Regions from separate parts of the Homo sapiens genome. Here all the other regions are linked to region 3. The links are chromatin contacts, found by Hi-C or POLR2A ChIA-PET in ENCODE. All regions are on one chromosome and are shown on one strand. The core of a region is the stretch at or near the end of the contact, and the rest is flanking DNA. Distances in the headings are between cores, read along the strand shown.

Evidence for each region. A loop is a pair of places that touch in the nucleus more often than their neighbours do. ChIA-PET counts read pairs that join two places held with the same protein, here RNA polymerase II (POLR2A). Pooled maps may share reads with other maps.
Region 1: a map with no recorded cell type shows a loop between it and region 3 (10-fold over the local background). The contact joins the promoter of ASF1B here to the promoter of AKAP8 in region 3. A Hi-C loop is called at or near these places in 1 of 37 single-sample maps with no recorded cell type and 5 of 50 pooled maps. POLR2A ChIA-PET finds 5 or more read pairs at or near these places in 1 of 52 experiments (OCI-LY7).
Region 2: a loop to region 3 is called in a map of naive thymus-derived CD4-positive, alpha-beta T cell, with 22 times the contacts of the local background. The contact joins the promoter of C19orf44 here to the promoter of AKAP8 in region 3. A Hi-C loop is called at or near these places in 1 of 168 maps with a recorded cell type or tissue (naive thymus-derived CD4-positive, alpha-beta T cell) and 7 of 50 pooled maps. POLR2A ChIA-PET finds 5 or more read pairs at or near these places in 1 of 52 experiments (T-cell).

Annotation. Positions count from the first base shown.
Region 1 is chr19:14,135,171-14,138,436 of GRCh38, reverse strand. ASF1B (anti-silencing function 1B histone chaperone) reads left to right here and starts at 1,848. Exons shown (of 4, transcript NM_018154.3): 1 at 1,848-2,089. The coding sequence starts at 1,981. It overlaps ADGRL1-AS1 (ADGRL1 antisense RNA 1), which reads right to left and starts at 1,285. Exons shown (of 3, transcript NR_045214.1): 1 at 1,214-1,285. RefSeq lists enhancers at 1,203-1,362, 859-1,485, 1,563-1,702 and a silencer at 2,033-2,082.
Region 2 is chr19:16,494,883-16,497,956 of GRCh38, reverse strand. C19orf44 (chromosome 19 open reading frame 44) reads right to left here and starts at 1,563. Exons shown (of 9, transcript NM_032207.4): 1 at 1,492-1,563. It overlaps CALR3 (calreticulin 3), which reads left to right and starts at 1,790. Exons shown (of 9, transcript NM_145046.5): 1 at 1,790-1,918; 2 at 2,105-2,206. The coding sequence starts at 1,828. RefSeq lists enhancers at 1,461-1,890, 1,525-2,025, 2,026-2,526.
Region 3 is chr19:15,378,514-15,381,737 of GRCh38, reverse strand. It overlaps AKAP8 (A-kinase anchoring protein 8), which reads left to right and starts at 1,951. Exons shown (of 14, transcript NM_005858.4): 1 at 1,951-2,025. The coding sequence starts at 2,007. AKAP8L (A-kinase anchoring protein 8 like) reads left to right here. Exons shown (of 14, transcript NM_014371.4): 13 at 1,126-1,221; 14 at 1,308-1,688. The coding sequence ends at 1,616. RefSeq lists silencers at 1,326-1,815, 2,156-2,705 and enhancers at 980-1,894, 1,666-1,960, 1,895-2,810.

The sequences.
Region 1 (3,266 bases), core at 599-3,098, 1.2 Mb after region 3:
GCGGCTATCAAGACAGCTAAACTGAACTTTCTTTTTTAAAATTTAATTTTAATTTTTAGAGACAGGGTCTCACTCTGACACTCAGGCTGGAGTGCAGTGGCTGGAGCATTCTGGGCTCAAGAGATCCTCCTGCCTCAGCTTCAGGAGTAGCAGACACTACAGGTATGCACTACCACACCTGGCTTATTCTTTTATTTTTTGTAGATATGAGGTCTTGTTATGTTGCCCAGGCTGATCTTGAACTCCTGGCCTCAAGAAATCCTCCATGACCAGCCTCTAAAATTACAAATAATAATAAAAAAAGATATGGCCGGGCACAGTGGCTCACGCCTGTAATCCCAGCACTCTGGAAGGCCGAGGCGGGCGGATCACTTGAGGTCAGGAGTTCGAGACCAGCCTGGCCAACATGGTGAAACCCCGTCTCTACTGAAAATACAGAAAAAAAATTAGCTGGTTGTGGTGGTGGGCACCTGTAATCCCAGCTACTCAGGAGGCTGAGGCAGGAGAATCGCTTGAACCCGGGAGGTAGAGGTTGCAGTGAGCCGAGATCGCGCCATTGCACTCCAGCCTGAGTGACAGCGCGAGATTCCATCTCAAAAAAAAAAAAGTGGCTTCCAAAAAATGTTAATTTTACACCTAATTTTGGTGCGCGGCTGGCATTATTTTTCCACTGGGCAGCACTGATCGCCCGTGGGGGCAGAGACTCTGAGACCTGGAGTCTCCCAGGCCGGGGGCGACGGCCCAGACGGGAGGCGGTGGAGAGAAGTTTCCGGATGTATTATGTGGTCATGAATCATGTCAGGGAATTGCCACGGCCCCCGTTGAATGGGGAGGCGCTGCCTCGGGCGCTGAGTAGCAGAGCCCGGACTCTGAACACTGGTCTGCCCCCGAACTGGAACTCCCATTTTCAGTACCGTCCGCTTGAAACCTCCCAAGAGCCCTCAAGGGGGCGAGAGAGGGATCCAAACCCCTCGGGGGCGAGAGCGGGATCCGAACCCCTCGGGGGCGAGAGCGGGATCCGAACCCCTCGGGGGCGAGAGCGGGATCCGAACCCCTCGGGGGCGAAAGCGGGATCCGAACCCGGCCGGATTCCCGAGGTCTGAGCGCGCCTCGTGACCGCCACTCCGAACGTTCGCAACGTTCACAACGGACTCCCGCGCCGCTGGACCTCAAGGGTCAGGAGCCACTCAGAAAAGCTCCAGGAAACGCTCACCTGTTGACAGACGCTGAGGCCGCAAACGCTCCTCCTCTCTCTTCACACTCGCCAACACCGCGGTGGCGCTCGACTTCCGCTTCTCTCCAGCGAATCCCCAGCTGAGCCTCCTTCTGCTCCCGCCACCATTACCAATCCAGCCAATAAACTCTCAGAAAACCCTCTTTATCTCCGCCCCACTCCCTCCTGCCAATCACTTCGGGTGCGAGCACCGCCCTTCCCGCCTTCTTTAGCGAGCGCCGCGCGCCACCGCTCGGCGGGTGGCGGCGCTGCGCGCTGCGGGATGCATCTCCCGGAAAAGCGAGGCGAGGGGCGGGCCACGCCGGTGCGGGAACCCTCAGGATTGGCCAGAAGGAGGCCGGCGCTGTGACTCCGTCCATTCCCGCCGTTGACATCCAAGTCGGAGACGCTGGGGATTGGTTTCCAGCGGACACGCTAAGAAGCTTGGAGATAGTTTCGCCCTCCTCACACGCTGCGGAGAGGGAGCTCCGCTGATTGGTCCGAGGAGTCTGGGCGCGCGCCGATCGGCGCTCCAGGACTGGCTGAGGGGGTGCGCGCGCCGCCAGGGAGCGTTGGCGGTGATTGGCCAGAGGGCGGAGGCCGGCTATTTGAAGGCGGCGCGCGGACTAGGTGCGCACTTCAGTTCTCGGAGAGAAGAGGCGGGAGTGGACCTGGTCAGCCCTACCCCACTGACCCCACCGGACCCAGGCGCGGCCTCCGCCACAGCCACAGCCCCTGCCCCTGCTGCGGCGCGGCGAGGCGAGGCGATGGCCAAGGTGTCGGTGCTGAACGTGGCGGTCCTGGAGAACCCGAGCCCTTTCCACAGCCCCTTCCGGTTCGAGATCAGCTTCGAGTGCAGTGAAGCCCTGGCGGACGGTGAGGCTGGGCCTGTGCGGGGACCCCCACCCCCGGGCCGACCCCGGCCTCCCCTCAGAGAACCGCTCCCATGGCCAACTTGATCTCCCCCATGAAACCCCTCGTCCCCCTTCCGCCAACCCCGATCTCCCCCAGCCCGCCAGTCAACCGGATCTCCCGGTGGAGACCCCCCGCCACCAGCCAACACGGACCTCCCCGTGACCTCCTCCCCCACTGCCCGCCTTGACCTCCCGGGTGGAGACCCCCCGCCAGCTAACTCGGACCTCCCAGTGGCCTCTTCCCCCACTGCCCGCCCCGACCTCCCCATAGAGATTAACCCCCTCCAAGCCCCATTTCCCGCGTGGGGAACCTCATCCATCTTTTTTCTCTGGAGCTCTTCCTAGGTACCCGTTTTCATGGGGAGACCTTCTCGGCCTCCATTTCTTAACCCACGGAGATCTTCAGCCACCGTGGTTTCCCTGTGGCAAGACCCCCGCTTCAACCACCCACCCATTTTTGCCCACTTATTCCCTCTTTCCTGTAGTGAGATACTCACACCTCCCATTTTCCCTCTGGAGACCCCCAATATCCAGCCCCTTCCCATTTTCCCCGGGGGAAATCCCAGCCATCTCCTATTTTCCCTATGGAGACCTCTCACCCAAGCTCCTCTCTCCTTGCCGTGAAGACCCTCCCCTCCAGTAACCTTTTTTTCCTGTGAAAACCCCTCAACCCCTTTTCAGGACCTCTCTCAACCCCATCTTCCCATTTGTGTCCCACCAGTCCCCTCCCCAACCTGCCAATATTTCAATAACCCCACGCCCACCAGTTGCTGCCGCTTTTCTGCCCCAATGCACATACCCTGGAACCTGGTTTCTCTCCTTCGTTGGGGCCCAACCCCCCTATGCTTGAGCTCTCCCTGGGAAAGGATGCTACCGTCTTTGAGGGGAACTTTGTCTCCCCAGCTCCCCTTCCCCACCTTTCTCTGTGGGCTTGGATAAACACACTGAGATCCGAGGGGTGGCATAGCCAGGCAGGCATTAGCTAGTTCTCCAGGTTTGCCCACCCGTTTCCAGCTGAGTTACTGCAGCAATTTTTCTGTCACTTTTTCTTTCTTCTTCTTCCTCTTCTTTTTTTTTTTTTTTTTTTTGAGACAGTCTCACTCTGTTGCCCAGGCTGGAGTGCAATGGCACGATCTCGG
Region 2 (3,074 bases), core at 314-2,813, 1.1 Mb before region 3:
TTTTTGTAGAAACAAGGTCTCACTGTGTTGCCCAGGCTGTTCTCAGATTCCTGGGGTTCTAGAGATCCGCAGCCTCAGCCTCCCAAAATGCTGAGATTACAATCCCACATCATCATACCTGGCCCCATAATATTTATTACTCCTAGTAGACTAAAACGGAAAACAATGTAACTATCCATTAATTAGTGAATGGATTACAAACTATGGTCCATCCATACAGTGTAATACAGTTCAGCAATTTAAAAAACAAATACTAATATAACAGCACGCAGGAATCTCAAATACATCACGCTAAGGGAAAGTAGCCAAGCCGGGCGCAGTGGCTCACGCCTGTAATCCCAGCACTTTGGGAGGCTAAGGCGGGCGGATCACGAGGTCAGGAGATCGAGACCAGCCTGACACACATGGTAAAACCCCGTCTCTACTAACAATACAAAAATTAGCGGGGCGTGGTGTCATGCGCCTGTAATCCCAAATACTCAGGACGCTGAGACAGGAGAATTGCTTGAACCTGGGAGGCGGAGTTCGCAGTGAGCCGAGATCGCACCATTGCACTTCAGCCTAAGTAACAGAGCGAGAATCTGTCTCAAAAAAAAAAAAAAAAGGAAAGAAAAAAGAAAGTAGCCAGACACTAAACTCCACACACCCTATCATTTCATTTGTAAGAACTGTCAAGAAAAGGCAAACCAATAAACTCAGAAAGCAGATCGGGCCGGTGCTGTGACTCACGCCTATAATCCCAGCACTTTGGGAGGCCAAGGCTGGCAGATTACGTGAGGTCAGGAGTTCGAGACCAGCGTGGCAAACATGGTGAAACCCCATCTCTACTAAAAATACAAAAAATTAGCCGGAGTGCAGTGGCATGATCACAGCTCACAGCAGCCCTTGACCTCCTGGACACAAGCAATCCTCCCTCCTGCCTCAACATCCTGAGTAGCTGGGACTACAGGCGCGTGCCACTACACCTGGCTAATTTTTTATTTTTATCTTTTTTAGAGATGGGGTCTCGCCAGGTTGCCCAGGCTGGTCTGGATCTCCTGGCCTCAAGTGATCCTCCCGCCTCTGCCTCCCAAAGTGCTGGGATTCCAGGCGTGAATCACCGCGCCCGGCCTGACGCAAAGTTCTAAAGCTGGATGAGCTGGATGGTGGCGACGGCTTCACAACTTTGTAGATTTACTAAAAATAACGGAGTCGTCAGCTTAAAAGTGGCGAACACTATGGTATGTAAATGAAGGCTCAATAAAGTTGTTACAAATCAACAAACCAAAACTTGAAAACCCTGGCGCCCCTGAGACCATCCTGCTCTTCTCCCCAGCTATGAAGCGACCCGCGCAGGACCATGCTCCAATAGACCCCAGACAGGGAAACTGAGGCGCGGGACCATCCTGCAGCGGCCCAACCAGCTCAGCCCCGGAGAAGGCCCCATTTCCCCGTATCCCCCTCGCGAGCCCGGACGCCCAGCTAGGTCACCTCCCCACCAGCCCTGCCGACCTCTTCCCACGCCGTCCATTCGCAGAGGCAGCCGCCACATTCACGCCTGAAGGAGCGGTTGCCCTGGGCAACAGAGCCAGAGCAGAAGAGACTACATCTCCCGGGAAGCACCGCGCCCCGCAGACCAATGGCGCCCCGAATCACAATCGCGGGGTGTCATGGGAGCGGTAGTTCCGGGGCGGGCCCAACGTGCCCCGCGCCGCAGCGACCAATGGGACCCTCAGGTCATAATCGCGAGTTGTGACGGGAGTTGTAGTTTCGGGACGCGCCTGAAGAGCCGCAGAGAGAGCTGGGAGCTAAGGGGTGGCGGCGACCGGAAGCGCAGTGCACACCCCCATGGCCCGGGCTTTGGTCCAGCTCTGGGCCATATGCATGCTGCGAGTGGCGCTGGCTACCGTCTATTTCCAAGAGGAATTTCTAGACGGAGGTGAAGGGGCCACGCCCGTGGTGGCGGAGGTGTAAGCTCCCCCATCTCCGCCCCCTAAGGCTGGCCAGAGTCGCCACGGGGTCCACGGCAGCGAACCCTCGAATCCTCGAGGGTCCCCTTCACCCTTCCCTTAGCCCAAATTAACCATTATCACCTCTAACCGGTGTTATTTCCCCTTCCCCACAGAGCATTGGAGAAACCGATGGTTGCAGTCCACCAATGACTCCCGATTTGGGCATTTTAGACTTTCGTCGGGCAAGTTTTATGGTCATAAAGAGAAAGATAAAGGTTAGTGTAGAATCAGGACCAAATTGAGCCTAATGTTACATTTCCATAGCAACCTCTCTAGGTAGTTGTGGCACAGCCAAAACGCTTTTATTCCCGTTTTACAGATGAAGACATTAAGGCAAAGGTAGAACTTAAGGGGCTCCTTTCCTTGTTTTTTTGTTTCTTCTCTCCTTTTTTTTTTTTTTTTTTTTTGAGACGGAGCCTTGCTCTGTTGCCCAGGCTGGAGTGCAGTGGCGCGATTTCGGCTCACTGCAACTTCCACCTCCCGGGTTCAAGCAATTCTCCTGCCTCAGCCTCCCGAGTAGCTGAGACTACAGGCGCGCGCCACCATGACCGGCTAATTTTTGTACTTTTAGTAGAGACAGGGTCCACGTTGGCCAGGCTGGTCTCGAACTCCTGACCTCATGATCCACCCACCTTGGCCTCCCAAAGTGCTGGGATTACAGGCATGAGCCACAACATCCAGCCTCCTCTCTCCTTTCTTTATTGCCAAAGATTCCTTTTTTTTTTTTTTTTTTTTTTTGGTAGTAGGAGTCTCGCTCTGTCGCCTAGGCTAGAGTGCAGTGGCACGATCTTGGCTCACTCAAACCTCCGTCTCCCGGGTTCAAGTGATTCTCTTGCTTCAGGCTTCTGAGGAGCTGCGATTACAAGCGTGCGCCACCATGCCCTGCTAATTTTTTTAGAGACAGAGTTTCACCACATTGCCCAGGCTGGACTCAAACTCCTGGCCTTAAGTAATCCACCTGCCTCGGCCTCCTAAAGTGCTGGGATTATAGGCGTGAGCCATGGTGCTTGGCCTATTATCATTATTATTACTTTTATTGGTATTAGGTCCCCTGAAGTCCAAGGAGACATATTCAGCTTATTT
Region 3 (3,224 bases), core at 702-3,201:
GGGGGAACGGTCTATAGTAGTATCCTAATTGTGTATCTTTAGTTTATTGTGAGCATGTATGATGTCTGTTAATATTTTCCTCCAGTAGTAGAGAAAACGTGCTAAGGAAAAAAAAAAATGAAGATGGAGAGAGTAGAAACAGCAAGTGAGAAGGCTTTCTGAAACATGTAAATGGAGTGGGAAGGACTCAATGGGCTCTCCCACCCCACCAAAAATATCCTTCTTTTACCTTATGGTTTTTATAATGATCAAAGTGAGATTTGCCTGTACTCCCACCATGAGATGGCCCAGCATATTGATGGAAATCCTTCCAGACAAAATGGCTCTGGCATGCTCTGCAGACAGTACTATATTATACACCTTTCTTATGCCAGTGCAGAGATGAGCCCGATTTGAAGGGCTGCATGATGTTCTTTTGAATGTACGATTTATTTAACCTCTTCTGCACTGAGGAACGTTTAGGTGTTTTCCCATTTTTCACCACTACAATCAGTGTGCACGCATGTTTCCAGTTCTTAAATTTAGGATACGTTCTGGGAAGGGATTAATGAGACAGATTTTTACTTTTCATACATTGTGTCAAACTGCTTTCCAAAAAATACGGAAACAGTTGATCCTCCCACCAGCAGAGAAGACTCTCTTCACCCTTGCATGACTGGGAATAATTCTTCATTCTTGGAATTCTGTGGGTTAAAAAAGACGTTTCATTAAATATCTGTTCCTGTTTTTATATCTTCCCCGTTGGCCCCAAAGTGCTCCTTGCCTATTAGCCTAGTTGGCACCTTGTTACAGGTTGCACCCACCTTTGGCTCTTAGTTTCTTAATTGTTCACTGCTTATAGCTTTTTTGTAAGCAAATCAGATTTCTGTAATACAGCCGTAAAGTTAGAGATATATAGATCTGTATTTTTATTTACCTACAGTAAGTGTGGTGTGGAAGGAGAGGGAATTTGAACAAAGATCAGATAGGTTGTGGTTCCATGCTTGTGGAGTGGCCCTCCGTTGGTGGGGCTGGAAGTGCGTGGGTGCAGGGGCGGGGTGGGGTCCCTCTAAGCTGGCAGGGTCGGGGCAGCAACTTGTAGGGCACTCAGAGCAGCCTCTCCAGCTCCTTCTGCCCTGCCCGCAGCTCATGATGGAGCAGTCCAAGAAGTCCTCCCTCATGGTGGCCCGCAGTATTCTCAACAACAAGCTCATCAGCAAGAAGCTGGAGCGCTACCTGAAGGTGAGGCACTGGTCCGGGCCTGCCCTGTCCCCAGCTTAGTCCCCGCCTGTGCTCCCTCCCTTCAGTGTCCGCGCCCCTCCCCACAGGGCGAGAACCCTTTCACCGACAGCCCCGAGGAGGAGAAGGAGCAGGAGGAGGCTGAGGGCGGTGCCCTGGACGAGGGGGCGCAGGGCGAAGCGGCAGGGATCTCGGAGGGCGCAGAGGGCGTGCCGGCGCAGCCTCCCGTGCCCCCAGAGCCAGCCCCCGGGGCCGTGTCGCCGCCACCGCCGCCGCCCCCAGAGGAGGAGGAGGAGGGCGCCGTGCCCTTGCTGGGAGGGGCGCTGCAACGCCAGATCCGCGGCATCCCGGGCCTCGACGTGGAGGACGACGAGGAGGGCGGCGGGGGCGCCCCGTGACCCGAGCTCGGGGCGGGCGGAGCCCGCGTGGCCGAAGCTGGAAACCAAACCTAATAAAGTTTTCCCATCCCACCTCCGGGTTTCTCTGTTACTGTGCCGCGCGGGCGGGGCGGGGTGGGCAGAGGGGCGGGGTGCGCATGCGCGCGGGCCGGGCCGTCGGGCACCGCGGTGGGACCACAACTCCCATTAGGCCACGGAGCTGGATCGTAGCAGCCCGAAAGGCCAGCTGGGACGGCGAGGGCGGGCCCTCGTGAAGACCAGCCAATGGGGGCGCGCGGAAGTAGTGACGTGTGCGCCTGGTCTTCCAGTAGTCGATGGCGGAGGTGCGCTGAACGCATGCGTGCTGTGGTCGCCTAGTAAACGGGGCTGCTGGTGGGCCGCGTCGAAGACATGGACCAGGGCTACGGAGGTTTGTGTTGGCTGCTGGGTGCGGAGCGGGGAGGGAAGGCTCTGTGCGGGCGACGCAGCCGCTGCGCAGACTGCCGCCGGCCGGGCCTTCGTCCCGAGCGTGGTTGCCCCAGCTGGGCCCTCCGGAGAGGCGGCCAGGGCGCGCGCGCGCCGCTCATTGGGCTTTGGCGCCGTCGCTCCCGGGGCTCTGCGTGCGGATTGGCCGCCAGGCCCCGAGGAGGCGGGCGGGACTCGGGGTTGGGGCAGACGCCGCGGTGGGCTTCGTGGGGGCGTCTTAGACAGTGTGGGCCGTTTTTGCCCCTCACCTTCGGCGGAGTCCTTCCGGCCCCCAGCGACCCCGGGGTTTGCACTCCCGGCTTCCTCTTCCGAAGACGCCACAAAATGGCGGCGCTAGGGGGGCGGAGCTACAGCGTGGGGTTGTGAGGTCGGACCCGGGGAGCTGGGTCTGGGGCCGCGGGCGGACCGCGGGGGCCGCCTCTCTCCCGACCTGCCCTAGGCCCGCGGGGCCGTGTAGGGTCTCCGCTGGGCTCACGTGGCCCAGGGCGCCTGTCCCGGAAGCCGTCGGGCTGCGCGGGGTCGGGCCTTTAGTCCCCGGTGCAGCGCGGTGGGGCCGAGTGCTGCCGGCGCGAGAGTCAGCCTCGCCGGGCTCCAGCTCTGTACCCGGCGCGTGCTGGCTTGGGACAGGATGGTGAGGGGCAGATGCTGAGTGTTCGTATAAAGCTGGAAACCTGATGTGCCCTGGGGCTGGTGACATTGGCAGTTCTCCTTTAGGCAGTCTGTTGTGGTGGCCTGGAGGGGCCGAGGGGCTGTGCAGGAGGGAACGTGTCCTTTCCCCACTAGGATTTAGCGCTTGGCCTGCAGTAGGGCCGATCTTCTCGAGCTGCCTGCTCCCTGCTTCTGGAATCAGAGCCTTTTGGGAGCAAAGTTTGCCCACAGGGGATAGTTGGGACATGCTGGGTGGAGCTCGACTGGTTGTAGAGAAGCTAGTGGTCTGATCCTGGCTGCAGGAGCTCGAGAAGTTGTCGATCTTGAGAAGTGGCAGGGCAAAAGTATCCCAGCACCAGAAATTGCAGAGAGAGGTTTCGGTCCTGAGGCGGCAGCGTGCGCGGTGTGCTTTGGTGTCTTCCGGGTCCTAGCGAAGGCTCAGCCTGGCTCTCCTGGTCTTCCGCAGCCTGGGTAGATTTCACCATTCTTTCCCTT